4 separate regions of the Homo sapiens genome follow, and all the other regions are linked to region 4. A link is a contact called in ENCODE Hi-C or POLR2A ChIA-PET data. All regions are on one chromosome and are shown on one strand. Each heading gives the region's core, a stretch centred on a gene start or an enhancer-like site at or near the end of the contact. The rest is flanking DNA. Distances are from core to core; before and after follow the strand shown.

Region 1 (7,227 bases), core at 1,716-4,215, 3.4 Mb after region 4:
AACATAGTGAGACTCCATCTCTACAAAAAAAAAAAAAAAATTAGCAGGGCATGGTGGTGCATGCCTGTGGTCCCAGCTACTCAGGAGGCTGAGGCAGGAAGATTGCTTGAGCCCAGGCACTCAAGGTTGCAGTGAGCTATGATGCTGCTACTGCACTCCAGCCTGGGCGACAGAGTGAGACCCTGTCTGAAAAAAATAATAATAAAATAAAAATAAATAAAATTAGGCCGGGAGCAGTGGCTCATGCCTGTAATCCCAGCACTTTGAGAGGCCGAGGTGGGCAGGTCATGAGGTCAGGAGTTCGAGACCAGCCTGACCAAAATGGTGAATCCCCGTGTCTACTAAAAATACAAAAATTAACCAGGCATGGTGGCATGCGCCTGTAATCCCAGCTACTTAGGAAGCTAAGGCAGGAGAATCGCTTGAACCCAGGAGGCACAGGTTGCAGTGAGCCGAGATCGCGCCACTGCACTCCAGCCTGGGTGACAGAGCAAGACTCCGTCTCAAAAAAAAACAAATTTAATTAAAAATAAATAAATAGGCCGGGTGCAGTGGCTCACACCTGTAATCCCAGCACTCTGGGAGGCCGAGGCGTGCAGATCACGAGGTCAGGGGATCGAGACCATCCTGGCTAACACAGTGAAACCTCGTCTCTACTAAAAATACAAAAAATTAGCCGGGCGCAGTGGCGGGCGCCTGTAGTCCCAGCTACTCGGGAGCCTGAGGCGTGAACCCGGGAGGCGGAGTGTGCAGTGAGCCGAGATCATGCCACTGCATTCCGGCCTGGGCAACAGAGCGAGACTCCATCTCAAATAAATAAATAAATAAATAAATACAATTATATTGCAGTAGTACTAGTAGTATGATAGTTTAAGATTATATAAATAATGTAACAGGGCCGGGCGCAGTGGCTCACGCCTGTAATCCCAGTACTTTGGGAGGCCGAAGTGGGTGGATCATGAGGTCAGGAGTTCAAGACCATCCTGACCAACATGGTGAAACCCCGTGTGTACTAAAAATACAAAAATTAGCCGGGTGTGGTGGTGTGTGCCTGTAATCCCAGCTACTCAGGAGGCTTAGACAGGAGAAACACTTGAACCCAGGAGGCGGAGGTTGCAGTGAGCCGAGGTTGCGACATTGCACTCCAGTCTGGGCGACAGAGCAAGACTCTGTTTCGGGGAAAAAAATAATAATAATAATAACAACAGTGTAGGTTATAAGATTCCTTCCGAGTGTGAACTCCTCGTGGACAGTGAATTTCCCCCAATCTCAACACAAATAATTTGTGAACAGTGGGACTTTCTCATAGATGTGAATATCCTTCATATTCCATGAACCCCATTGGACAACTAATATTTCTTCTATGCTATGAACTAGCTCTATGCCCTAGCACATTCTTTCACACGTAGTTTGAGTGTTTCATGGACAGTATGACTTGCAATAGACTGGATGCAGTTTCCTCACAAGTGGTGTGAATTCCAGTGTGGAATCTGAACCTGTCACAGGCAAAAGAAAGCCTCCCTGCGGCCAGCGTACCCATATTGCTTCCCATTAGCCTCGGACCAGGGCGAATACAAAGTGGAGGGCATAGATGCATTGCAGACAGGTTCACCATCTGGTTGTAAACCCGTATCTGGGCAGCAGGCATCTACTACAAACAGGGCATCTCCCTGTCCTCCTCCACTCCAGTGTGATACCCTCCTACCCCTGGGATCTTTAAAAATCTGCCTCTGTCAGGGGCGTACACCCACAAAGTGTAGCTCTCCACGTAATGCAGTGCGAAGCCCCAAGAAGCGCTGCATTTCGTCATCTCGGCCCCCTGCCCCAATGCCTAGTGGGCTGTCAAACTGCGCTGTCCTAAATGTCAAACTCTTGGAGGAGGTGACCTGTCCCCCGGGCCCCAGGCCGCGCGCGTTGCCTATACTGCAGCGCGCGACACCCCACAAGCGCGCGTTCTCTCCCCTCCCGGTGGCAACAGGGCTTTCCGCGGGGCCGCGCCAGACTTTTCGAGACCGTCAATTGGTCGTAGTCCCGGCCACCCGGCAGCCAATCAACAAGGGGAAAGGTGACATCACTGGTTCTCCTCCCCTCCCCCAATCCAAACTTCCCTACTCCGTCTACCGGCAGCAACAACCACGTGGGGGAGGGGTAAGAGAGTAGAACCGGTGAGGTCATTGCACCGCCCCGGCCGCTGCTGATTGGCTGCGGGGCTCGCGGGTGGCGGTTGGCTGCTCCTTGCACCTCCCCCTCGTGCCGCTACCGCTGCCACTGAGAGGAGCCACCGGCGACGCCAGAGCCAGGAATACGGGTGAGTCGGGGCCCTGGGTCTAAGATACTCCTGGCGTCCAGTGAGACTCACGACGAACTGCCCTTTTCGACTTTTTCTCCTCGCCGGGTTTCTTTGGTGCTCCAAGCACTCTGTCACATGGGAGTTGTAGTCTGCCTTGTACTGTCGGCTATGGGCCGAAGACGTGAGAAGACTACGGTTCCCAGCAGGAACTGCGACTAGCCGGTCAACAAACGTTCGGGCCACGCCTTCTACCTCCGTTCATTGGACAACCCGTCCCTTAGCCCCTCCTCCTTTCATTTCATTGGCTACTGTCCCTCACAGAGGCTGGGTTCCGGCCTAGGCTGCATGGCGACTGGGTACTGTATTTGTCATTTGGAACTAAGACGGCCTGCAATTGGACACGACTGGTGTCCTTCACTTGTTGTAGGGTAGGGCCCTAGGCAGATCAGGCAGTCGTAGGCTCAGGTTGGTGTCGGTCCCGGAGGGAGGCCGGTCTTGGACTTTGGCCCCGCCCCCTAGCGCTGCCCGATGGGCCCAATTGGTCGCCGCGAGCGTCGCTCGTCGTCGAGAGGCGGAGCCGACCAGTCTGCGGATATCTATTGGTCTAGGCTGGCGCCGGTCAGTGGGGTTGTGATCGCTGATTGGCTGGCTGCTCCAGCTGTTGCAGGTCCATTCACCATTTTGTGTGTTGGAGTAAAAAAAAAAGGGAGAATCGAGAGGGAGAGCCGGAGGGGGGGCGGGGAGGGACCGGACCGGACCGAGCCGGGGCCACGGCCCCCCGCCCCGAAACCCCGCCGAGCCCAAGGTGAGGGGCGGGGCCAGGGCTGACACAGGAAAGGGGGGTCCGGGGGGCTGGGGGCCGAGAGGGGACAGGTGGCAGGGACGGGGAGGGGGTACAGGGGGAAAGGGGTGGGCGGAATGGTGGGAAGGGAGGAGGGAGTGGAGGAAGTGGTGGGGGTTTGACAGAAAAAGGGTAACTGGGGGAGGGGGTGGTGGGCAAAGAAGGGTAACAGGAATGGAGGGGTGACAGGACTAGATCAGGGTGACAGGGAGAGGGAGGGGACAGAGTTGGAGAGTGTGACAAGGAGAGGTGATGGGGAGAGAAGGTGACAGGTCCGGAGATGGCTGACAGGACAGTGACTGGGAGGAATAGGTGACAGAGATAAATGGGGGTGACAAGGAGGGGGTGACAGGAGGGGGCCTAGGGCATTTTAACCGAGAGGTAGAGATAGAGGTAGTGACAGGATGAGAGAGAGAGTGTCAGAGAAGCTGGTGCCAGGAGGGCTAATGGGAACAGAGGGTATGAGACCCCAAAGAGCCAGGGCCTGGGCTGGCCTGGGCTCCGGGAGTTACTACTCAGATCTGAGGAAGGTGAGGGCCCCCGGGGCTTGGGTGGGAGTTATTCAGACAGGGTGGACAGGAAGAGAGTAGGCCCTAGGGGAAAGAAAGCAGCTCTGGGGCGAAGAGAGGCTGGGCCAGGCAGCAAGGTCTAGGGGTCCAGGCGGCATAGTTGTAGGCCCTGGGTGGGGTATGCAAAGGTTTGTGCTTGGAAAAAACTGGAGCCAGATCTCAGTCCCCAACATGGTAGTCTAGTGGGTCAGCGGGTATTAGGTGGTGATGGCTGCCCAACTTCTGGGCATTTGGGTGCCAGCCCCGGGACGCCCTCCAGGCTCTGCCTGTGAGGACCCCAGGATTGGCCCAAGAAAGGGCAGGCCTGGGACTCCAGGGTCCACAGGAGGAGCAGGCCCCTAGTGAGAGAGCATGAGGTCAAGGGTCCCCCAGTAGCTGGAAGACTGAGTCGGGGTTGCCTCTCATTGTGTTTGGCTTATGGTTCTGGGTCCCCCAACCCTCCTAGAGGCCTCTGTTTTGGCCTCTCAGGTTCTCTTAGTCACTTCAGAGTAAAGTTTTTTCCCCTTTTCTTTTCTCAGGGCAGCTCGAAAGGGGGCGGGCAGTAATGACTGTTCAGGAAGTGGGTGAGGTTGGCCTGTTGGGCTTGTCCTGCTTTCTTTGACCTTATCCCACCTATCCCCACTTGGAGTTGGAGGGCATATTTGGGGGCCTGCGGGGGGCTAGCCGACTCAGCCACCCTGCCAGAGCCAGCCCAGCCAGGGCGGGGATGCATGCAGGCAAGAAGAGGGGGGCTGGGCTTGCGGGTATCACGCTGGGTGCTGTGGGGGGAGGAGCAGGCTCCCATCCAGTGGGACAGAGAAACCCTGGGGTGTAGCTCTGTGTCCCACTGTGTGATGACGTGTGCGTGCTTCTGTGCGTGTGTGTGTGTTTGTGCGCGTGCGTGTGCTCATGCACGGCCCCGTGGCAGTGCTGGGTATGAGCTCTTGCCCCAGACATGCCCCTGCCTGCTCCCTGCCAGGATCTGGGGAGATGGCTGTACCTGGCAGCCCTAGGGTGCAGAGCAGAGTGGGCAGCCGTCCCTCGGGACTCTCAGCTGCCCACTTCTTCCCACAGTGCCTGGCCATGCCAGGCTGCCCAGAGGGGCAGAGGGAGGGTGGGGGGGTGGAGAAAGGCTCATATCACAGCCCAGTCACCACCCTTTTTGTGACTTGGTACTTGTGCATGTGTGTGTGTGTCTGAGTGCATGTACTCTCTGCATGGTGACAGTGCGAGTAAATGTGCCCTCTGGATCATGTGACAGGCAGCACACTGAAATGGTCAGGAGCACGGACTCTGGAGCCAGAGAGCCTGGGTTCAGACCCTAGCACTGCTGTTTCCCACCTGGATGATCTTGGACAAGTTGTCTCATCTTTTTGTGGCTCAGTTTCCTCAGGTGTGAAATGAGGCCGATAGTAGCACCTGCTTTTAGGGCTGTTGTGAGGATGAAACAGGTTAATAAAGGCAAGCTTAGCATGGAGTTCAGGACACAGGGAGTGCTCCATAGGTGTGAACTGTTAGTGCTTTTGATGTCCCCTTGGGGCATTCAGAGCATGTGCTCTGTGTCCTTTGCAGAGCCAGCAGGTGTCTGTTCCCCAAGGAGCCAGAGTGTGTATACTCAGGGGACTCAGGTGCTCACCTGTGCCTGGTGCTGACTGAGGTATCACATGAGTTGACAGCAGCCAGAGAGGAGGCCTTGGGGATGGTGGGATGGAGACAGTAGACTCAGCAAGTGGGAAATCTTAGGGTACACTGGCTCTGGAGAGGTTCCTGAGTTGCTCCGCGTAATCCTCCGCTCTCCCACCCTGCAGGTGGACAAAAATGAAGCCAATGAAGAAGGCATGCACTGGCCTTTCAGGTCCTGGCAGTGGCAGCAAGTCCCCCCCAGCCACCAGGGCCAAGGCTCTGAGGCGGCGAGGGGCTGGGGAGGGTGACAAGCCAGAGGAGGAGGATGACGAGGCACAGCAGCCGCAACCACAGTCCGGGCCCGAAGAGGCTGAGGAAGGGGAGGAGGAGGAGGCTGAGCGGGGCCCTGGGGCTGAAGGTCCTCCACTGGAGCTGCACCCTGGCGACCCGGCTCCAGGCCCAGCAGAGGACCCCAAAGGGGATGGGGAGGCAGGCCGCTGGGAGCCCTCACTCAGCCGCAAGACAGCCACGTTCAAGTCTCGAGCGCCCAAGAAGAAGTATGTGGAGGAGCACGGAGCTGGCAGCAGTGGGGTGGCTGGGGCCCCTGAAGAGCGGGTGCGGACCCCTGAGGAGGCCAGTGGCCTGGGGGTGCCTCCACGGCCACCCACCTCCACTCGTTCCTCCTCCACTGACACAGCCAGCGAGCACTCGGCGGACCTGGAGGATGAGCCGGCTGAGGCTTGTGGTCCAGGCCCTTGGCCCCCTGGCAGCACCAGTGGCAGCTATGACCTGCGGCAGCTGCGGTCCCAGCGGGTGCTGGCTCGGCGTGGTGATGGCCTTTTCCTGCCGGCTGTGGTGCGCCAGGTGCGCCGAAGCCAGGACCTGGGCGTGCAGTTCCCTGGTGACCGAGCCCTGACTTTCTATGAGGGGGTGCCAGGCGCTGGTGTGGATGTAGTTTTGGATGCCACACCCCCACCAGGTGCCCTGGTGGTGGGCACAGCTGTCTGTACCTGTGTGGAGCCCGGCGTGGCTGCCTACCGGGAAGGTGTGGTGGTGGAGGTGGCCACCAAGCCAGCTGCCTACAAGGTCCGTCTCAGCCCTGGCCCCAGCTCCCAGCCAGGCCTACCAGGCAGCCTCCCGCAGCCCCCACAGCCACTGCACCGTGAGCCAGAGGAGGCTGTGTGGGTGGCCCGCTCCAGCCTACGCCTGCTGCGCCCCCCCTGGGAACCTGAGACCATGCTGAGGAAGCCCCCTACAGGCCCTGAGGAAGAGCAGGCAGAGCCTGGGGCCACCCTGCCACCCTGCCCTGCTGCCCTGGACCCCAAACAGCCCGAGGATGCTGAGGTCTCTAAGATCAGCTTTGGTGGCAACCTGGGTACTCACTGTGAGGAGGGCGAGGAGAAGCACCCTCCAGCCCTGGGTACCCCAGCCCTGCTCCCACTGCCCCCACCCCAGCTCCTGTCACCACCACCCAAGTCTCCAGCCTTTGTGGGCCCCGGCCGCCCTGGCGAGCAGCCCTCGCCCTGCCAGGAGGGGAGCCAGGGCGGCAGCCGCAGCAGCAGCGTGGCCTCCCTGGAAAAGGGGACAGCACCGGCAGCCCGGGCCCGCACGCCACTGACAGCCGCCCAGCAGAAGTACAAGAAGGGCGATGTGGTCTGCACACCCAGCGGAATACGAAAGAAGTTCAACGGCAAGCAGTGGCGCCGGCTGTGCTCACGAGATGGCTGCATGAAGGAGTCACAGCGGCGAGGCTACTGCTCACGCCACCTGTCCATGCGAACCAAAGAGATGGAAGGCCTGGCAGACAGTGGGCCTGGCGGGGCGGGCCGGCCCGCGGCCGTGGCAGCCCGTGAGGGCAGCACGGAGTTTGACTGGGGTGATGAGACGTCGAGGGACAGTGAGGCCAGCAGTGTGGCGGCTCGTGG
Region 2 (6,711 bases), core at 2,410-4,909, 3.1 Mb before region 4:
TCCCTTGAGCCCAGGAGTTTAAGTCCAGCCTGAGCAACATAGTGAGACCATCTCTACAAAATAATAATAATAAATAATAAATTAATTAATTAGTGATGCATGGTGTTGTGCACCTGTAGTCCCAGCGACTTGGGAGGCTAATGTGGGAGGATCCTTTGACCCCAGGAGGTCAAGGCTGCAGTGAGCCATGATCCTGCCACTGTGCTCTAGCCTGGGCAAGAGAGCAAGACCCTATCTCAAAAAAAAAAAAAAAAGCAAAGATATTATGAGACTGATTTTTTAAATACCTTTCTCTAGGCCAGGTGCAGTAGCTCACGCCTGTAATCCCAGCACTATGTGAGGCCGAGGCAGGAGGATCACTTGAAGTCAGGAGTTCGAGACCAGCCTGGCCAACATGGTGAAACCCCGTCTCTACTAAAAATACAAAAATTAGCCGGGCATGGTGGCAGGTGGCTGTAATCCCAGCTACTCGGGAGGCTGAGACAGGAGGATGGCTTGAACCCCGGGAGGTGGAGATTGCAGAGAGCTGAGATCGCACAACTGCACTCCAGCCTGGGCGACAGAGCAAGACTCTGTCTCAAAAATAAATAAATAAATAAATAAATAAATAAAATACCTTTTTGTACATGTCAGTCCATTTTCCCAAAACCAGGGCCAATGTGATCAGACCCCATCCCCATCTACAAAATCAATCCTACTTAATCATAGTGTAGCTTGAAGGTTGGGCTCTCACCACAGCAGGGTTCGAGTTCCAGCAATGCCCGTAACTGCTGCGGGACCCTAAATAAACGACTTCACCTCTTTGACCCTCAGAGGTTAACCTGGCATAGTAATCGCCTCCCTCACGGGGTTATTTAGGTTTCAACGAGTTGATGCACAAGCGTGGCACATGGAAAGGGCTCGGTAAACACGAGGTGCTATTACTCCCACCACAGTGCCAGTCCTTCTCCCTTTTTTACTTTATTTTTTATTTTTATTTTTTGAGATGGAGTCTTGCTCTGTCGCCCAGGCTGGAGCGTAGTGGCGCCATCTCCGCTCACTGTAACTTCCGCCTCTCGGGTTCAAGCAATTCACCTGCCTGGGCCTCCCGAGTAGCTGGGGTTACAGGCATCCCCCACCACGCCCGGCTAATTTTTGTATTTTTAGTAGAGACGGGGTTTCACCATATTGGTCAGGCTGGTCTCGAACTCCTGACCTCAGGTGATCTGCCCGCCTTAGCCTCCCAAAGTGCTGGGATTACAGGCGTGAGCCACCACGTCCGGCCCCTTCCCCCATTTTAGCGGTTTCGCTCCCTATCGGGGCCAGGGACGCCTCAGGCTGTCTCGGTCAGGACCTACAGCTCCGGTTGTTGTCCCAGGCTCTTCCGCGAGGTGCTCTCCTGTCTCCTGACCACCCCCATTCCTCCCCACTCCAGCTCCTCAGCGAGCGGCTGCGAAGGACGCGCACAACAACACTCCGCGCAGCGGGAAGGTACCGAACTCGCATCGCAGCCTGAAACTGCTCAACTAAGCTCCCGCCCCGCTGCTCTCTGGTCAATCTAAAGCGAAGACGAGCCTTAGGGCCAATCAGAAGCGACAGCGGTGGAGTCATGCCCGCCTGCTTGAGGCGCCCTGGCGTCTCATTGGCTATGCTTGAGAACGAATCCCAGGCTAAGCCACTTAGAAAGGAGCGGAGCCAGCCAATCAGCGGTGCAACCGCCGCGGGGGCCGGGCCAGAAGCCCCGCAGACAAGCACCTCGGGAGACTGGCGAGGGGCGAGCTCGCAGCTTGTTAGCCCCGAAGCCCTGCCCAGGGGGAAACCCTGCTGGAGGGAGTCTAACCCCCGGGCCAGTTAATGTTGGGGCAGCGCAATCGGCCGTTCCCTCTGCGGTATGGTTGGAGGTGGGAGTGCTGACACGTCCGCGCGCAGTTACTCCTGGCTGAGCATACAGTCGAGGTGGCAGTGGGAATTGGAAGTGCAAGTGTCACGCTGCCAATCACGGGGCAAGGCACTGCCCCCCTCTTGTGTCTTTCCTGTCCCTGTACACTTCCAGGCTTCCAGGCGAGGCAGAGTGAGCTGTGCCAGCAATCGTGGTGGAGTGGGACAAGAGAGAAAAGGGAGCTGTTCACAGGCACCGAAGCCTGGCTGGCTCTTTTTTTTTTTGAGACGCCGTCTCGCTCTGTCTCCCAGGCTGGAGTGCAGTGGCGCGATATAGGCTCCCTGCAATCTCCGCCTCCCGGGGTTCAAGCGATTCCCCTGCCTCAGCCTGCCGAGTAGCTGGAATTACAGGCGCCCGCCACCACGCTCAGCTAATTTTTGTATTTTTAGTAGAGACGGGGTTTCACCATGTTGGTCATGCTGATCTCGAACTCCTGACCCCAGGTGATCCGCCCTCCTCGGCCTCCCAAAGTGCTGGGTTTTCAGGCGTGAGCCACCGTGCCCTGCCTGGCTGGCTCTTTTATTTTATTTTTATTTATTTATTAGAGACAGGGCCTCACTGTGTCGCCCAGGCTGCAGTGCAGTGGTGTGATCATAGCTCACTGCAGCCTCGACCTCCTGGGCTCAAGCGATCCTACTACCACCTGGACCTCTCAAAGCCCTGGGATTACGGGCATGAGCCACCGTGCCTGGCCTTGGCTTGCTCTTACGGGCCTCCCAGCCAATCAGGTGTGGCGGCAGCCTACACACCCCCTACACACCTCACAGATGGTAAAGGGTTGAGAGAAAGGTGACAGGGTTTGCAAATGGGAGCTACTTAGGGTGGCAAAATAGAAGCAAGAAAGGCAGGTCAGGCACGGTGTCTCACGGCTGTAGTTCCAGAATTTTGGGAGGCCCAGGTGGAAGGATTGCTTGAGCCCAGGAGTTCGAGGCTGCAGTGAGCTATGATTGCACCATTGCACCCCAGCACCGGCAACAGAGGGAGACCCCGTTCATAAAATAAAAATGAAATAATAATTTTTTAAAAAGCCGGGCGTGGTGGCTCACGCCTGTAATCCCAGCACTTTGGGAGGCCGAGGCGAGTGGATCACGAGGTCAGGAGATCGAGACCATCCTGGCTAACATGGTGAAACCCCATCTCTACTAAATGTACAAAAAATTAGCCGGGCGTGATGGCGGGCGCCTGTAGTCCCAGCTACTTGGGAGGCTAAGGCAGGAGAATGGTGTGAGCCCGGGAGTCGGAGCTTGCAGTGAGCAGAGATCGCGCCACTGCACTCCAGCCTGGGCGACAGAGCGAGACTCTGTCTCAAAAAAAAAAAAAAAAAAAAGGACAGTAGTACTCCTGAGCACTTGCTGAGGGAGCCTCCAGGGCTGTTCAGGTGAAGGAGAATCAGGGTCCAGTCTCTTCGTGGAGAGAGTGGGAAAAGGCAGACTCCACAGCAGATCAACGCTGGGGCCCGGCTGGAAATCAATGAAATCTCAGCCTAAGAGGCCTGAAGCCTATGGACCAATGAGACTCAAGGCTCTGCCCCTTCACAGCCAATCAGCTGCGGGTCCGAGGCAGACGCGCGGGAGTGGCGCTGTCCTAGGTGCCTCCCAGGCTGCCCAGCGTGCTCAGCTGGCCTGAGCGGGAGAATGCGGCCCGCGCTGCAGCCAATCAGCGTCCGCCTCAGGATCCAGGGGTGACCACGTGCGGGAGCGTTGCGTCCCTGGCCTCGCTCCATTCCCCACTTTTAACGGTCACTCGGCCTTAAGCCGTCCTGGGTGTATGTGAGGCTGAAAGGGAAGGAGGAACAGGGTCTGGGCCGGTGAGTGCCATAGTTTTTCTTACTTTACTTTCTTGGGCTTGGGCCCGGCCCAGGCAAATCTGGGGTATGGGGGCTTGACTGGACCTCGTTGATGATTGGGAAGTGCGGGTTGAGGGCTTTAGCCCTTGGGGCTTTCCTCTGCCTTTGAGAGGCTGGAAATGCAGCCTCCTGGCCACCTTTAGGCCTAGGTTTGGCAGAGGCTAAGCCAGCTTGCTCTCTGAGTTGGTCCACGGCCCCCGAGGCCAGCCTGAGTAGGAAGGGTGTTGTGGGGAAGTTGGAGGTCCTTAACTCTGCATGAGGTATGGCCTCCGGACAATGAGAGCTTATCAAGGGTCTCTGGACTGAGCCTGGATCCGGTGACTGAAAGGAGAGGCCTGTGGATCTCCAAAGGTTATGCAGGGGCTGGGCGCGGTGGCTCACGCCTGTAATCCCAGCACTTTGGGAGGCTGAGGCAGGTGGATCATTTGAGGTCAGGAGTTTGAGACCAGCCTGGCCAACATGGAGAAACCCTGTCTCTACGGGGTTTCTAAAAAAAATTACCTGGGCGTGGTGGCACACGTCCGTAATCCCAGCTACTCAGAAAGCTGAGGCAGGAGAATCGCTTGAACTCATTGAACTCAGGAGATGAACGTTGCAGTGAGCTGAGATCACGCCATTGCACTCCAGCCTGGGCGACAGAATGAGACCCTGTCTCAAGAAAAAAAATGAAAAGAAAAAAAAAGTTATGTAGGAAGTCACTGGCCAAGAGATGAAACTAGTGTGCACATGAAGGTTTCCTGGGGTCTTTGGAGCCAGCCTGGGCTGGGAGTGAATGTTCTGGACTCCAGGTTGAGATGTTCTTGGCAGATTTCCCAGTATGGAGTCCAGGTTGGATGATGTGGCCAAGAGGTTAGGCCAGTAATCCTCTGGAGATTCTAGGGAGAAGGATTCTGAATCCCAGCCGAGCTGTTTGCGCTGGATGAAGTATTATTGCCTTGTGGTGGCTCTGTACAGAACTGGGATTGGGTGGCCAGGCGTGGTGGCTCACACCTGTAATCCCAGCACTTTGGGAGGCTGAGGTGGGTGGATCACCAGGTCAGGAGCTCGAGACCAGCCTGACCAACATGGTGAAACCCTGTCTCTACTAAAAATACAAAAATTAGCCAGGTGTGGTGGCAGGTGCCTGTAATCCCAGCTACTCAGGAGTCTGAGGCAGGAGAATCCCTTGAACCCACGAGGCGGAGGTTGCAGTGAGCAGAGATCGCACCACTGCACTCCAGCCTGGGCAACAGAGCAATGCTCTGTCTCAAAAAAAAAAAATTAATTAAAAAAAAAAAAAAGCAGGGCCAGGCGTGGGGGCTCACATCTATAATCCCAGCACTTTGAGAGGCCAAGGCGGGCGGATTACCTGAGGTCAGAAGTTTGAGACCAGCATGACCAACATGGAGAAACCCCATCTCTACTAAAAATACAAAATTAGCTGGGCGTGGTGGCACATGCCTGTAATCCCAGCTACTAGGGAGGCTGAGGCAGGAGAATCGCTTGTACCTGGGAGGCGGAGGTTGCGGTGAGCCGAGATCGTGCCATTGCACTCCAGCCTGGGCAACAAGAGCGAAACTCCATCTCAAAAAAAAAAAAAAAACTGGAATTGGGTCATGTCTGGAGCTTTTCATTCTCCCTGTCCCACTCTTTCCCATGCCTGTTCTGATAATTCCTAGAAGATGAAGATATCAGGCTGTAGGTGCGGGGCAGGTGCATGGGGAGGATGAACATCGTAGTGGAGCACAGGAAGAGGTGTGTGAGATATTCTCCTCTTTAGGAAATCACCCAGGTTTTTGGCAGGGCGTGGTGGCTCACACCTGTAATCCTAGCACTTTGGGAGGCCGAGGCAGGTGGATCACCTGAGGTCAGGAGTTCAAGACCAGCCTGGCCAACGTGGTGAAACCCCATCTCTACTAAAAATGCAAAAAATTAGCCGGGCATGGTAGATGCCTGTAATCCCAGCTACTTAGGAGCCTGAGGTAGGAGAATCACTTGAACCCAGGAGGCAGAGGTTGCAGTGAGCCGAGATCGCGCCACTGCACTCCAGCCTGGGCAACAAGGGCAAAACTCTGTCTCAAAAATAAATAAGTAAATAACATAAAGGAAATCACCCAGGTTGTCTTTACTGATGATCTTTTTTATACTCATGGGGCAGGGTGTTGATACCTAGTTTCATTCAGCTGTTCAGTGGTATTTATGCTTTCGGAGTGCCTTCAGTACACCCAGAGTTCTTTAACCAGGGGTGAGGGTGCAAGGAGTGGCTTATGAGTGGACTTCAAGGAAGTCTAACCCCGAAACCAGTTAATATTGGGGCAGCTCAATTGGCCATTCCCTCTATGGTGTGGTGGGGGCCCGGGGTGCTGGCACATGAAGTGTGCAGTTAATCCCAGCTCGGCAGACAGCCACCAAGCATGATGGCACATGCCTGTAATCCCAGCTACTCAGGAGGCTGAGATAGGGGGATGACTTGAGCCCAGGATGTCAAGACTGCAGTGAGCCATGATTGTGCCACTGCACTCCAGGCTGGGTGACAGAGCAAGACTGTGTCTCTAAAAAAAAAAAAAAAAAAAAAGAACAATTAATGGTATGCATGTATATTATGAGGAGGGGAGGGTAAAGAATAAGCTAGACGATAGTTAACCTCTCCAGCCATGAGGCTCAGAGTAATCTGTCAATCTCTTGTCATGCATTCATATGCCAAGTGGTATAAGTGTCTACCATTTTCTTTTTTTTTTTTTTTTTCGAGATGGAGTCTTAGCTCTGTTACCAGGCTGGAGTGCAGTGGTGTGATCTTGGCTCACTGCAACCTCCGCCTCCCGGGTTTAAGCAATTCTCCTGCCTCAGCCTCCCAAGTAGCTGGGATTACAGGCACGTGCCACCACGCCCAGCTAATTTTTGTATTTTTAGTAGAGACGGCATTTCACCATGTTGGCCAGGACGGTCTCTATCTCTTCACCTTGTGATC
Region 3 (7,181 bases), core at 503-3,002, 4.9 Mb after region 4:
TTAGGGAAAATGACTCATTCCATACCGAAATGACTGCTTAGTCTGGGATGGAGATTCTCCCCAGAATCTGAGACTCCTCCCTCACTTGCAATTAAGTGTCTTTACACATTATTCTGAAATCTACCCAGTGCTTAAGTACTTGTCTTCATGCCTCAATTGGGATACTGCCCAGCCCTGAGGTTTCTGTTTACTGGCCTATGAGGATGCCCTTTCCTGTGCAAAGTAAGCGCCCCTGTGTGAATGCTTTTCTTTTTTTTTTTTTTTTTTTTTTGAGACGGTCTTGCTCTGTTGCCCAGGCTGGAGTGCAGTGGCACGATCTCAGCTGGCTGCGGCCTCTGCCTCCCGGGTTCAGGCAATTCTCCTGCCTCAGCCTCCCAAGTAGGTGGGATTACAGGTGCATACCACCAGGCCGGGCTAAGTTTTGCATTTTCAGTAGAGACGGGGTTTCGCCATGTTGGCCAGGCTGGTATCGAACTCCTGGCCTCAAGTGATTCGCCAGCCTCGGTCTCCCAAAGTGATCGGATTCCCCGGGTAAGCCACCGCACCTGGCCTCCCTGTGCCCTTTATTCTGGGAGCTTCCACAGTATCTGAATGTGGGGAGTTCCTTGGAACTTAAAAGCCCACCTAAACCAGGTGTGGAGGATACAGTGAGCCGAGATCGTGCCACTGCACTCCAGCCTGGGCGACAGAGCGAGACTCTTGTCTCAAAGAAAAAAAAAAAAAACCCCACCCACATGCAAGCTGGGGACTTCCAATGCTGTTTCCGGGCTCCTTTGGGGATTACCCCCAAACTTAGGAAAGCTGGTCTATTTAAGTGTCTGCTGATGGACTTCTAGGGTGACTTCCCGAAAATTAACAAATCGAATTTACATATTTTTGGGGAGTGTCTCCTCAGTATTTAGGCATCGCTTCACACACTCCCTTCGGGGATCTCCCAGAACCTCACTATTTGCAAATATTTGGGGAGACTCTCCCGATTCCTGAGTATGTAAGCCCACTTCGTGGGGCACTCCCCAGCCCAGAACTGTAGTCGATTTGCACATTTTCCTAAGGACTCCCTAGGATTTAAACTTCTCTCTACGGGGTTCTAGAAGGGAGCCTCCCCCGGATTTAGGCATTGCTTTACAAAGCTTCCCTCGGGGAACCCAACTCAAGTTTCTCGTTACACGTTATTGGGGCGGCCTCCCCAGTACTTGACGGGCAGTTTGCAGGCTGTACTTGGATCTCGCAGAGCATAAGTTTCTCATTTACACGTTATTTCCGTCCCCCGCCCCCATTCCTGCCAACCCAGTATCGAATTGACGGTCGCCGGCCCCCTACTCAGTGCCGCACCCCCGCCGGACGTCCCAGCGACCTTTCAATGGCCAAGGCGGGGGCGGGGCCTGCCGGAGCGCCCCGCCCGCCGCCGGTGCGCTAGCCTCGCGCGGGCTCGCGGCCCCCTTACCTAACGCGGCTGCTGATTGGTTCTCGGGGCGCGGTGTGCGCTCTCCCGTGACGGGAGTCGGGTGGGGGCGGGGAGGCTGACCCAAGCCACCCGCCTGCAAATGGCGTCTGGGGGCCAGGAACGTGGGAAGGAGAGAAAATGGGCACTCCCCACTCCGAAACCGGCCTCGGCGTCCGGGTTGCAGCCCCTAAGGAAAGCTGGGCCGAAGGAAGAAGAGGAGGAGGATGTAACGCGGGCCCGAGCTGAGATCAGTTCCCTCAGGCGACTCGTCCTGCGCATGCGCTGAGGGCTGGAGCTCGAGAACTGAATGCGCTCGCCGGGCTGAGCGTGCGTGGATGGAGGCGGTCGGCTTCAGCACGCATGCGGGTTCCGGAGCGGGAGGCGGGAGGACGCCGCGGCTCTGACTCAATGCGCGTGCGCGCGGTTGGGGGGTTGAGGGTGGGGAGATGAGTAGGGAAATGGATACGCCGAGGAGCCGGCAGGAGGGAGAGCGGCCCGGATCTGGGGTTCGAGTTGTGCCTCTTCGGTGATGTTGGCGGGATGCAGTGGGGTGGGACGACAGGGAGGAATTTCACTGTTCTGGGCTGAGTGCCAAGAACACATGAATGAATCAGACTTGGCGTGCGCCCTGGAAGACACCCCGGCCTGTGGAGAGACTGCCAGGGCCTCAAATCACTTAGGAAAGGGCGCGGGTCCGGTTGGACCTTGAAGGACAGGCAGGCGAGGGTACTCCAGGGAACAGCTAAGCAAAGGCGGCGAAGACCCCGGGGGAAGAGGTCTAGACTGGCTTGGATTCAGGGTCCACCTGGGTGGGAGGTGAGGCAGCAGAATGGGCAGGTCAGACCCTGAAGGGTCTCCAGTGTCAGTTTTATCCTTAAGGCCTGGGAGATGCAGAATAGTCTGAGACAGAACTATGTTTAAAACCCTCGAAGGCCGCGTTGGAGAAGGGAATCCGCTCCAGGGTCGAAAATTTAAACACACGTGGGCGGAGTCTTGCGCGCGCCAAAGAGGAACATTGGGCGACGGGCGCGGCCTGGAGAGCGCATGCGCATTCGGAAGGGTCGGCAGTTCCCCAGTGGGCAGAGTGGGTGGATGGGAAGGTTCTAGCTTTTTATTTGAAATTTTATTTATTTTTATTTTATTTATTTATTTAGAGACGGAGTCTCGCCCTGTCACCCAGGCTGGCGTGCAGTGGCGAGATCTCGGATCACTGCCGTCTCCACCTCCTGAAATTCAAGCGATTCTCCTGCCTCAGCCTCCCAAATAGCTGGGATTACAGGCGTCCACCACGCCTGGCTAATTTTTTGTATTTTTAGTAGAGACTGGGTTTTGCCATGTTGGCCAGGCTGGTCTCGAACTCCTGACCTCAAGTGATCCGCCCGCCTCGGCCTCCTAAAGTGCTAGGATGACAGGCGTGAGCCACCGTGGCTGGTCTAAAAAAAAGTTTTTTAAAATTATATTTGAACAGGTATTACATGTACATACACAATTCAAACCTCTCTGGCTGTATACAATAAAAGTAAGTTTCCACCTCTGGTTCCCATTTTCCTTTCCTAAAGCACTGGTTCCCGGTTTCCTTCTGGAGCTGCTGTTATAATAAAGCATTGGAGTTAAGAGCATGTGTTGAGTTCATATAAATAGCGGCTGAGCTTGACCAAGTGACTTAATACTCTCTACTTCTACGTCCCTGTTTGTGAATTGGGTGTGGTATAACCTTACTTACAACATTGCCGCCAGCATTAAATGGGTGAGAGTGCATAGAACAGTGCCTGTTGCCTAATGGTACTGTGTGTTGTCTCTGTGTATTATTTTGTGGTCTACCATGCTGATAGTTGTAGATTCTGAGCAGCCCTCTCCCCTCCAGGCCTCATCCCTACTGTCATTGTCCCAGTACCAGTACCAGGTGGAGCCACCTCTCCAGGCTGCCACAGGTAGAAACACCAGTCACCCAGAATGACTTGAGTCCACTGTTGATGGATTCTGGGGAAAGATTCTGGGTGTTTGATAAAGATACACATGACAGGCCATCTCTGTATTATGTCTATCAGTGTCCAATTTTACTTCTTCAGCTCAGGCCATATCTGAATTTCTCAACCCCAGATCACTCACGATTGCCAGTTTCACGTCAGGGCAACCCTCAGAGGTAGAATTTTCTTAAAAGAGGGAAAGAGGAGGCCTGGCATTGACCTTGGACCCACTGTGTACCAGGCTGTGTGCTCTCTGCTTTATATACATCACTATAATCTTCTCCCCTAATTTGTTTAACAGATGTTGGTCCGCGCAGTGACTCACGCTTGTAATCTCAGCACTTTGGGAGGCCGAGGCAGGCAGATCACCTGAGGTCAGGAGTTCAAGACCAGCCTGGCCAACATAGCGAAACCCCATCTCTACTAAAAGTACAAAAATTAGCCGGGTGTGGTGGCATGCGCCTGTAATGCCAGCTGCTCGGGAGGCCGAGGCACGAGAATCACTTGAACCCAGGAGGTGGAGGTTGCAGTGAGCTGATATCGCACCACTGCACTCCAGCCTGGGTGACAGAGTAAGGCTCTGTCTCAAAAAAAAAAAAAAAAAAAAAAAAAAACAGATGTAGACAAATGAGCCTGGAAGAGAGAAGGGCCTTACCGAAGTCCCCATAGGCAGGAAGCAGCAGGGCCTGGATTCAAACCCGGGCCTGGATTCAAACCCAAGCCTGTCTCACTCCAGAGCAAGCCTACACTTTTTCCCTGGCACCGGGGAGCCAGCCTGGTGATGAGTCAGCAGTACAGTCAGGCACCCAGTGAGCTGCCTTTTGTATTAGTGGCATGGTATGCTGTTCTGGAGATATATCATACTTTAACACTTTCTCTGTTGATGAGCATTTAGACTGTTGCTGAACTTCTGCTCTTACAAACATTTACTGCAGGGGTTTGTGTGTATGTTTCTGTTTTCTAATTTTTTCTTTTTCAGACATGTTCTTGCTGTCTCGCCCAGGCTGGAGTCATGTAATACAGTTGTGGCTCACTGCAGCCTCAACCTCCTGGGCTTAAGCAATCCTCCCACCTCAGCCTGAGGAGTAGCTGGGACCACAGGCATGTGCTACCACACCCAGCTAATTTTCTATTTTTTGTAGAGACGGGGTTTCACTATGTTGCCCAGGCTGTCTCAAACTCCTGGCTCAAGCAGTCCTCCTGCCTCAGCCTCCCAAAGTGCTGAGATTATGCTACAGTTAATATCCTGGTACACGTGGCTGCATGTATATGTTAGTATTGTCAGTAGACTATCTCATTTGAAGTGCAAGTAGAATTGCTGGGTCAAAGGGTATGCACATTGGGAATTTTGAGAGCCATTGCCAAATGATCTGTTCATGTCTTTATTTTTTGTTTTTGAGACAGGGTCTCCCTCTGTCACCCAGGCTGGAGTACAGTGGCATGATCATAGCTCACTGCAGCCTCAGCTTCCCAGGTTCAAGCAATTCTCCTGTCTCAGCCTCCCGAGTAGCTGAGACTACAGGCATGTGCCACCACACCCGGCTAATTTTTGTATTTCTTGTAGAGACAGAGTTTCACCATGTTGCCGAGGCTGGCCTCAATCAATCCTTCCACCTCAGCTTCCCAAAGTGCTGGGACTACAGGTGTGAGCCACTGCGCCTGGCCCTGTTCATCTCTTTTTCACTTTTTGTTCATTTCTTTCATTTATATGTTGAATGAATTATGGAACTCTAGTCATCTGCCAGGCACAGCTGTAGGCTGGAGATCCTGTAATGAATAGGAAAAGCACCTGCCCTTTGGGAGCAGATATTCTAGTGGGGCAGATGACATCAGATAAAGGATGCTTGGAAGAAAAGAAAATCGGGGGTGAGGATTGGGAAGACATTGCAAAGGATACAAAATTTCATTTAGACAGGAGGAATAAATTCAAGAGATCCAGTCCACAACATGGTAACTATAGTTAGTAACAATGTATACTTGAAAATTGCTAAGAGGATAAATTTTCAGTGTCCTCACCACAAAAATGATAAATATGTGAAATAATGCATATGTTAATTAGCTTGATTTAGCCATTGTACAATGTATAAATATACAAAACATGTTGTACACCATAAATATATACAATTTTTATTTTTCAATTAAAAATAAAGTCAGGTGCCGGGCGCAGTGGCTCACGCCTGTAATCCCAGCACTTTGGGAGGCCGAGGCGGGCAGATCATAAGGTCAGGAGATCGAGACCATCCTGGCTAACATGGTGAAACCCCGTCTCTACTAAAAATACAAAAAATTAGCCAAGCGTGGTGGCGGGCGCCTGTAGTCCCAGCTACTCCGGAGGCTGAGGCAGGAGAATGACATGAACCTGGGAGGCGGAGCTTGCAGTGAGCCAAGATCGCACCACTGCACTCCAGCCTGGGCAACAGAGCGAGACTCTGTCTCAAAAAAAAAAAAAAAAGTCAGGTTACAGGAATTGACAGTGATAGAGGTCACAGAGAGTGACAGGTGGCCAGGGAAGGCCGCTTTGAGGGGATGACATTTGATCAGAGGCCTGAATGCAGTTAAGGAAGGTCAGGAAATGAGCCATCTAAAGATGCTGAAGAACGGCCAGTAAAAGACCCCAAAGTGGGAGTGGGCCTGGCTGTCCAAGGATGGTCAAGGTGGCCAGAGTGGCTGAAACAGAGCAAGGGAGGGAAAGAAGGGCAGGATTATTTAGAGACGGAGCTGTAGACAGGGCCAGTTTACATAAAGTCTTACAGGCCATGGTAAGCATTTGGAATTTACTTCCAAATGTAACAAAGCCATTGCAGGGCTACAAACAAGCACCGGCTTGTTCCAATTAATGTTTACAAAGACTTCTCCAGTGAACAACAAAAATTAACAGTGATTGCCTATAGGGATGAGGGTTATAGACAGATGTGGGTCAGGGCTATGGGAACTTAAAAAGCGTTGTTGTTTTTTTAAACCACGTAATTATTAGCTATGCGCAAAAATGTTCAGTGAAAACAGTGCTGGTTGCTGTGAGGAGAATGGCCTGCAGGGGCGGAAGCAGGAGATGAGAAAGCTGGTGTCCTTGCCTGGGCAAGAAAGGATAGTGGTTCTGGAAGAGGGTGGTGCTAATAGATGAGTTGAGAAGGGTCAGGAACTGGGATCTTTTTTGAAGGTAGCGCCAAGAAATTAAACATGGGGTGTGAGAGGAAGCATGAATCAGGGGTGACTTGAAAGTCATCCTAGAGATCTGTTGTACAACAGGGTGACTCTCATTCATAACAATGTGTTATATGCTTGAAACTTACTAAAATAATAGATTTTAAGTTTTCTCACACCACAAAAAAATAAGTATGTGAAATAATGCATATGTTAATTAGCTTGATTTAGCCATTCCACAATGTGTACATATATTAAAACATCATGTTATTTGCAGCATTAAAAAAAGTTCTAGCGGGGAGGGGGGAGGGATAGCATTAGGAGATATACCTAATGCTAAATGACGAGTTAATGGGTGCAGCACACCAGCATGGCACATGTATACATATGTAACAAACCTGCACATTGTGCACATGTACCCTAAAACTTAAAGTATAATAATAATTAAAAAAAAAAAGTTCGAGAGGTTTTGGTCCTGGCCAACTGCCTGAAGACTGAGACTTTTTTTTTTTTTTTTTTTTTTTTTTTTTTGAGATGGAGTCTTGCTCTGTCGCCCAGGCTGGAGTACAGTGGCGTGATCTCGGCTCACTGCAAGCTCCGCTTCCTGGGTTCATGCCATTCTCCTGCCT
Region 4 (6,329 bases), core at 121-2,620:
GATCCACGCGAACCACAGGGTGAGGCACTCCCGCCAGGTTAGCAGCTCCCACAAATGGGAGTTCTAACTCCAGCCCTGCCCCTCACTAGCTGTGCCACCTACAGTAATTCACCTCATCTCATCTCTCTCCTGGCCCATTTCCTCCTTTGTAAATCGGGAATCCCAGTATCTCCCCCAACCTCAGGAAGCGTTAAGGATTTTCAATTAAGATGTCTTTAAAATGTGTGGGACAAGGCCAAGATTAAAACGCTAGCAACTCGTAACCCCTAAACCCTGGAAAACCCTGCAAATAGGCGGCCCTGTAAGACTTCAAGATTTTGGAAAGAGTGGGGACTGGGCCCCACTCCAAAAGCAACGACTGGTGTTTTCGGAGGGACTGATTACAGGGGGTCGAAATGCTTCCAACATGGCCAGGAAATAGTTTGGTTTATCAAATCCTCGGTACCCAGTGAATCCCCGGAAACTGTAAGCAAACTTGTGATGGTTTCAAGGCTTCGCTCAACTCCTAAAAGGCTAAAAGTGCATTTCACAAGTCCTCTTCCCATTTTCAATGCCTACAAAAATGAGAGCATCTAGGCTCAAACACATCCATTTCTGTATAGACACAAGGCTGGGCCTTAGAGATTAAGCTGCCATCAGACGGAATTCCCCACTCTAGAGAACAAGGCCGCCGCCCACCCGTTCCCGCTCACCAGGCGCTCCCCTAACCGCCCACGAGGCCGGGCGGGAACACTGCGCCTGCGCATGGAGCCAGCGAAGAAAATGATAAAGGGGAAAAAAACCGGCCGGGCCGCGTGCCCGGCCCCCACACGCCAGCCCGCGGCGCCTGCGCACTGGGCCATTCGCCTCACGAGCTACTTCCTCTGCGCTCCCCCACACCCCGCTCCGGACCCCGCGCACGCGCAGGCGCCTGTCCTCGCGCAAACCCCGCCGTTTGCCCAACGGCCGCCCCTCCCCCACACCGTCAACGACGCGATGGCCTGGGCGCGTGCGCAGAGGCCCCCCTCAAAAAATAAAATGCCCTCAAGCTGGGAAATTGTCCCCCAGTTCCCGGCCTTCCCAGCGCCTAGGGCCCTGGCCTCACCCCACCGCCGCCGCCGCCCGCCGCCCCGGCTCCTCCACCGCCACCGCCGCCGCCTCCGTGCTGGTCGCCGGCGTTGTCAGTCTTGAGCCGCTTAGGGGCCCGGCCGCCCTCACTGCCGCCGCCGTAGTAGCGGCCACCGCCGCCTCCGCCGCCCGCCGCCGCCATCTTCACCATCGCTCCCGACCGCCTCCGCTGCTCGTCCGGCTGCTGCCTCTGCTCCAGCCGCCGACGCCGCTTCTCCGCCCGGGGCAGCAGCCTCCGCGACATGGCGGCGCAGAACCCGCCTCCCCCCGCCTCTCATTGGGGGAGGGACACGCCCGTCACCCGCCGCCCCCACCCGATAGGGGGAGCCACTGGTCCCGCCGCGGGGGGAGGGTAGGCCGCCACACGCCTTGCGCGCTTATTGGACATTGCCCACGCCGTTCTGCAGGAGGGCCCGCCCTTGTTTGTCTGAGACACTCCTTATAGGTGGTCGCTTTCTGCCAGTCTTTCCGTCGACCCCGCCGCCTTAAAATAAAATCCAATTTGATAGGTCGGATTTCTGGCGCTGCTGGCCTCCCTAAAAGCACCTGATAGGAACGGCGCTCTAAACCTCCCAAGAATCTCCGCCTCCCTCCCACTTTCATTGGTCTCCTCGCTAATCCGTCAGCACCAGTCACAATGACGACCTTCCCGCGCCACTTCGCAAGGAGACAAGGAAGCCCCGCCCTTTTTTGGTCTCTCTCCAGTGGTGGTTACAGATGCCCATTCTTCTGCGTCTCCACTGATTGGTCAATGGAGAGTGGAGCGCACCCTCTCACCAGATGGTAGGACTGTTGATACGCTCTGATTGGATGAAATGGGGAGCCCCGCCCCAGGGTAGGCGCTCTTTGGTGCAGTATACGAAACGAGCGAAGGCGAGAACGCATGCGCAAATACGCTTTCAGGCACCGCCCAGAGGCGGGGCCCCCTTATGGAGCGACCGCTGTGTGTGCGCCGGAAGGCTAGACCAAGATTGACAGGAACTCCCAGGGTATCTCTGTCGCCATCACTATACCGTGTTCATTTCTACCTCTAGGAGGAATTGTTAAAATCCCAAATCTGAGCCTTTTCCTCAGTAGAAAACCACTCGCTGCTGCCGACTGTCTTCGGACCCTGTCCAGTTCTAAATTCAGCCGCAACCCCTTTCAGTTTCCCTTGGGAGAAGGCTCTTCCGCGCACTCTCCATGTGTGCCCATGCAGTCCCTTCCACCTGCAATAGTCCACTACCCCTCCTGCAGGAGCTAAGGGCCAAGTCATCTTGTCCGTGCGATCTAAATTAACAGGTCCCTGCCATCCCAGACCCCCAGGATTCCCTTCAAAGCCATAACTCGGGCCAGTGGTTTTCACCTGACAGCTCGACCCCTCTGAGCACCACAGGAGGTCCTGGCCCCGACCCTGGAGAGGGTGGCCACCTACCAAGCGCCCAGTACAGCACCTGGCACAGTGCAAGCCCCCTGCACAGGGGAGGCGTTCTTGTGATCTGTGCCTGCGTCGGGCCTTTCTTCCTCAAGGGCGGGGTAAGACCACCCGCACTGCACCAAGAGAATGTCGGAGGGTATCTCCAGACTCCGGCGAAGCCCAACTGGCGGAGCCTGGGGGGTGGAGAGGAGCGCGCCCCAGTTATCACGCGCAGGCAGCGGGGTCAAACGGGGATTAACCCGGGATCCCGTCCTACGGCATTTAACATTATGGGGCTGCCCGCGCAGGGTGTGGGGGGGAACACCTTAGCGAAGCTATTGGCAAGTGACGATATCGCCAAAGGGGGGAAAAGAAATAAAAGCGAAGCTAGCGTCGTGAGAAACGCGGCGGACGCCCCAAAAGTGCTCCAGGACCTTTCTGCCCGGCTGATGGGGGATTTCGAGTTGAGGTCCGGGTGGAAACTAAGTTTGAAATGGAGGCCGTGTGTGGTGGCTCACACCTGTAATCCCAGCACTTGGGGAGGCCAAGGCGGAAGGCTCGCTTGAGCCCCGGATTTCGAGGTTGCAGTGAGCCGTGATCGCGCCCCTGCACTCCAGCGTGGGCGACGGAGCGAGACCCTATCAGAAAAAATGGGGTTTATGGCAATACAAGAGGGGACAGGCCTGGTGGCTCTGCCGGTGAGGGGAAATAAAGTTAGGGGAGGGGGCCTTGCTGGGGACCTCGGTCAGCTCCCCCGGACACCAGGAAGATCCGACCACGCCAACGGAACAGAGACGGGGGCGGGGCCGCGTCTGAAGCACGTGGCCCGCGTGACGGGAGGAGGCCGGGCCGGTCGCGACGAAGGGCGGGGTCGCTCCGTCCCAACGTCAGAGGAATGCGGTGGGGGGAGGGGGAGAGAGAGGGCCCCTCCCCTCCCCGCCCCCGCGGCCGGCCCGGACGCCCCTCGCGCCGGCGCGCACGGCCGGAGCACGGCGGAACGGTCTCCCCGGCGCCGCACGTTCCAGGCCGCCGGCCCGGCCTGGTGACCCGCACCCCCCGCGCTCCCGGCCACCGCCCCGCCCCCACCCCGCTGCTCGGACCCTGGCCCCCGGCCGCGCGCGGCGCCGCCCGCCAGTGCCCCGGTCACCTTCCCGCACCCCTCGCCCCCAGCCCCTACCAGCTCGGCGGCGAGCCTGACCGGCCGTCCCGGATCGAAAAGAGCAGACACTGGGAAGTTTTGGGAGAGGGAGGGGCGGGCCTTAAAGGGACCACGACCTTTTTTCAGCCCCGTGGGGGGAAGAAAAATTGGGGGCAGGGGGCGCGGGAGCGGGGACACGGCAGGAGACCGAGGGTCGCCCCGCGGGGGAATGGAGGAAACCAGGCGAGAAAGGAGCGGGAAGACCTTGGAGCCGCGGTGTTCGGGCTCCGCGTCCCTTTTCCCCAAAAATCCACCCCCGCCCCCCGCAGACGGAAAGTCACGCAGTTGTTTGAGACTCGCGCATCTTTCCTCCTGGTCAGGCAAGTGTCTTGGCTGAGGCAAGTGTTTGGGGTGTACATTGCTCACATAAGGAAATGGGCTGGAGGGACGCAAGTGACTAACCCAGGATGCCACAGCTTGCAAGTGGCATGGCGGGGCTGGTCTGACGCCGGAGCAGACGCATCACCACTGCACTTGCAGGGCTTATTAGGGTGATGGGGTAGGCTGTAGAGATGGGGGGTTCAGAGCAGGGGACTGGAGCCACCCTACCGGGGTTCCAACGTGGAAGCTGCATTTACTGTCTCTGGCCTTAGGAAAGTAACTTAGCCTTCCTCATCCGTTAGGGGGATGGCAGTAGGAGCTTCGTCTGGGTCGTCATGAGGAATGCAGAGAATGGAAACGGGACCTTAGAGGACTACCCCCATTTCACAGTTGAAGTAAAACTGGCCCAGAGAGTGGAAGAACCGCGAAAAATTACCACAGCTGGGCAGCCTCTGAAAGAGCAGGTCGCTCCCGTTCTTAATCCACACAAAACTTAATCGGACCCTTGCAGATCCTTGTAAACCCATGCCAGCCGGGCACGGTGGCTTCCCCTGTAATCCCAGCACTTTGGGAGGCCGAGGTGGGCAGATTGTTTAAGTCCAGGAGCTCGTGACCAGCCTGGGCAACATGGTGAAACCTTCTCTCTACATAAAATACAAAAAAATTAGCTGGGCGTGGTGGCGTGCAACTGTAGTCCCAGCTACTGGGGAGGCTGAGGCGGAAGGATCACTTGAGCCCAAGAGGTGGAGGCTGACAAAGCGAGACCCTGTCTCAAAAACAAACAACACCCCAGAAAAATATGGCTGGGCGCCGTGGCTCACGCCTGTAATCGTAGCACTTTGGGAGGCCGAGGCAGGAGAATCGCTTGAGGTCAGGGGTTCGAGACCAGCCTGGCTAACATGGCGAAACCCGGTCTCTACTTAAAATACAAAAATTAGGCTGGCGTGGTGGCAGGCGCCTGTAATCCCAGCTACTCAGAATGCTAAGGCAGGAGAATTGCTTGAACCCGGGAGGTGAAGTTTGCAGTGAGCCGAGATTGTGCCACTGCACTCTAACCTGGGCAACAGAGTGAGACTCTGTCTCAAAAAACTAAAATAAATAAAATAGGCCGGGCACGGTGGCTCACACCTGTAATACTAGCACTTTGGGAGGCTGAGGCGGCTGGATCACGAGGTCAGGAGATCAAGACCATCCTGGCTAACACGGTGAAACCCCGTCTCTGCTAAAAATAAAAAAAAAATTAAAAAAAAAATTAGCTGGGCATGGTGGCAGGCGCCTGTAGTCCCAGCTACTGGGGAGGCTGAGGCAGGAGAATGACGTGAACCCAGGAGGCGGAGCTTGCAGTGAGCCGAGATCGCTCCACTGTACTCCAGCCTGGGCGACAGAGCGAGACTCCGTCTCAAAAATAAATAAATAAAAGTAAAAAATAAATAAATAAATAAAATAAAGAAAAAATAGTAATGCTGCTGTGACCATTCCTAGTGATATCTTCTTGTGTCCATGTGTGAGAGTTTTAAGGGCATGTAGGTAGGAGTGGGATTGCTGGGTCGTGTAACATATTTTGACATTATTGGGTAGTAACAAATTGTTATTCAATATATCTGTACCATATATTCCCACCAGCAGTATATGAGAAGGTCTCATTCTTTTTTTTTTTTCTTTTGAGACAAGAGTTTCAATTTGTCCCCCAAGCTGGAGTGCAGTGATGCATACACAGCTCACTGCAGCCTCGACCTCCTAGGCTCAAGTGATCCTCCCACTTCAGCCTCCTGAGTAGCTGAGACCGCAAGCACATGCCATCATACCCTAATTTTTTTTTTTTTTTTTTTGAGATGGAGTCTCACTTTGTTGCCCAGGCTGGAGTGCAGGGGTGTGATCTCCACTCACTGCAACCTCTGCCTCCCAGGTTCAAGCGATTCCTCTGCCTCAACCTCCTGAGTAGCTGGAATTACAGGCACACGCCGCCATGCCAGGCTAATTTTTGTATTTTTAGTAGAGACGGGGTTTCACCATGTTGTCCAGGCTGGTCTTAACTCCTGGCCTCAAGTGATCTGCCCACCTCGGCCTCCTAAAGTGCTACTAGCATTACAGGCATGAGCCACAGCGCCCAGCCACCCTAATTTTTTTAAATTTTTTTAATTTTTTTATTTTTATTTATTTTTTTTTTTGTAGAGGCAGGGGTCTCACTATGTTGCCCAGGGTGATCTTGAACTCCTGGGCTCAAGCAATCCTCCCACCTCAGCCTCCCAAAGTGTTAGGATTGTAGGTGTGAGCCATGGCACCAAGCCTAGGTTTCTTTTTTTTTTT

Evidence for each region. Hi-C counts contacts between places; a loop is a spot of excess contacts on that map. ChIA-PET counts read pairs that join two places held with the same protein, here RNA polymerase II (POLR2A). Pooled maps may share reads with other maps.
Region 1: a loop to region 4 is called in a map of naive thymus-derived CD4-positive, alpha-beta T cell, with 25 times the contacts of the local background. The contact joins the promoter of CIC here to the promoter of HNRNPL in region 4. A Hi-C loop is called at or near these places in 1 of 168 maps with a recorded cell type or tissue (naive thymus-derived CD4-positive, alpha-beta T cell), 1 of 37 single-sample maps with no recorded cell type and 9 of 50 pooled maps.
Region 2: a loop to region 4 is called in a pooled map, with 12 times the contacts of the local background. The contact joins the promoter of ZBTB32 here to the promoter of HNRNPL in region 4. A Hi-C loop is called at or near these places in 3 of 37 single-sample maps with no recorded cell type and 6 of 50 pooled maps.
Region 3: a map of ovary shows a loop between it and region 4 (9-fold over the local background). The contact joins the promoter of SMG9 here to the promoter of HNRNPL in region 4. A Hi-C loop is called at or near these places in 1 of 168 maps with a recorded cell type or tissue (ovary), 1 of 37 single-sample maps with no recorded cell type and 6 of 50 pooled maps. POLR2A ChIA-PET finds 5 or more read pairs at or near these places in 1 of 52 experiments (T-cell).

The regions. Positions count from the first base shown.
Region 1 is chr19:42,266,287-42,273,513 of GRCh38, forward strand. It overlaps CIC (capicua transcriptional repressor), which reads left to right and starts at 2,966. Exons shown (of 21, transcript NM_001386298.1): 1 at 2,966-3,095; 2 at 5,488-7,227. The coding sequence starts at 5,498. RefSeq lists enhancers at 1,956-2,465, 4,625-4,674.
Region 2 is chr19:35,700,899-35,707,609 of GRCh38, forward strand. It overlaps ZBTB32 (zinc finger and BTB domain containing 32), which reads left to right and starts at 3,660. Exons shown (of 7, transcript NM_014383.3): 1 at 3,660-3,725. RefSeq lists an enhancer at 1,200-1,439.
Region 3 is chr19:43,753,210-43,760,390 of GRCh38, forward strand. SMG9 (SMG9 nonsense mediated mRNA decay factor) reads right to left here and starts at 1,753. Exons shown (of 14, transcript NM_019108.4): 1 at 1,445-1,753. RefSeq lists an enhancer at 684-943 and a silencer at 1,174-1,533.
Region 4 is chr19:38,848,616-38,854,944 of GRCh38, forward strand. It overlaps HNRNPL (heterogeneous nuclear ribonucleoprotein L), which reads right to left and starts at 1,371. Exons shown (of 13, transcript NM_001533.3): 1 at 1,085-1,371. The coding sequence starts at 1,351. RefSeq lists enhancers at 1-570, 409-498, 571-1,508, 1,659-1,748, 2,079-2,148 and 1 more and silencers at 699-1,238, 1,249-1,508, 3,229-3,608.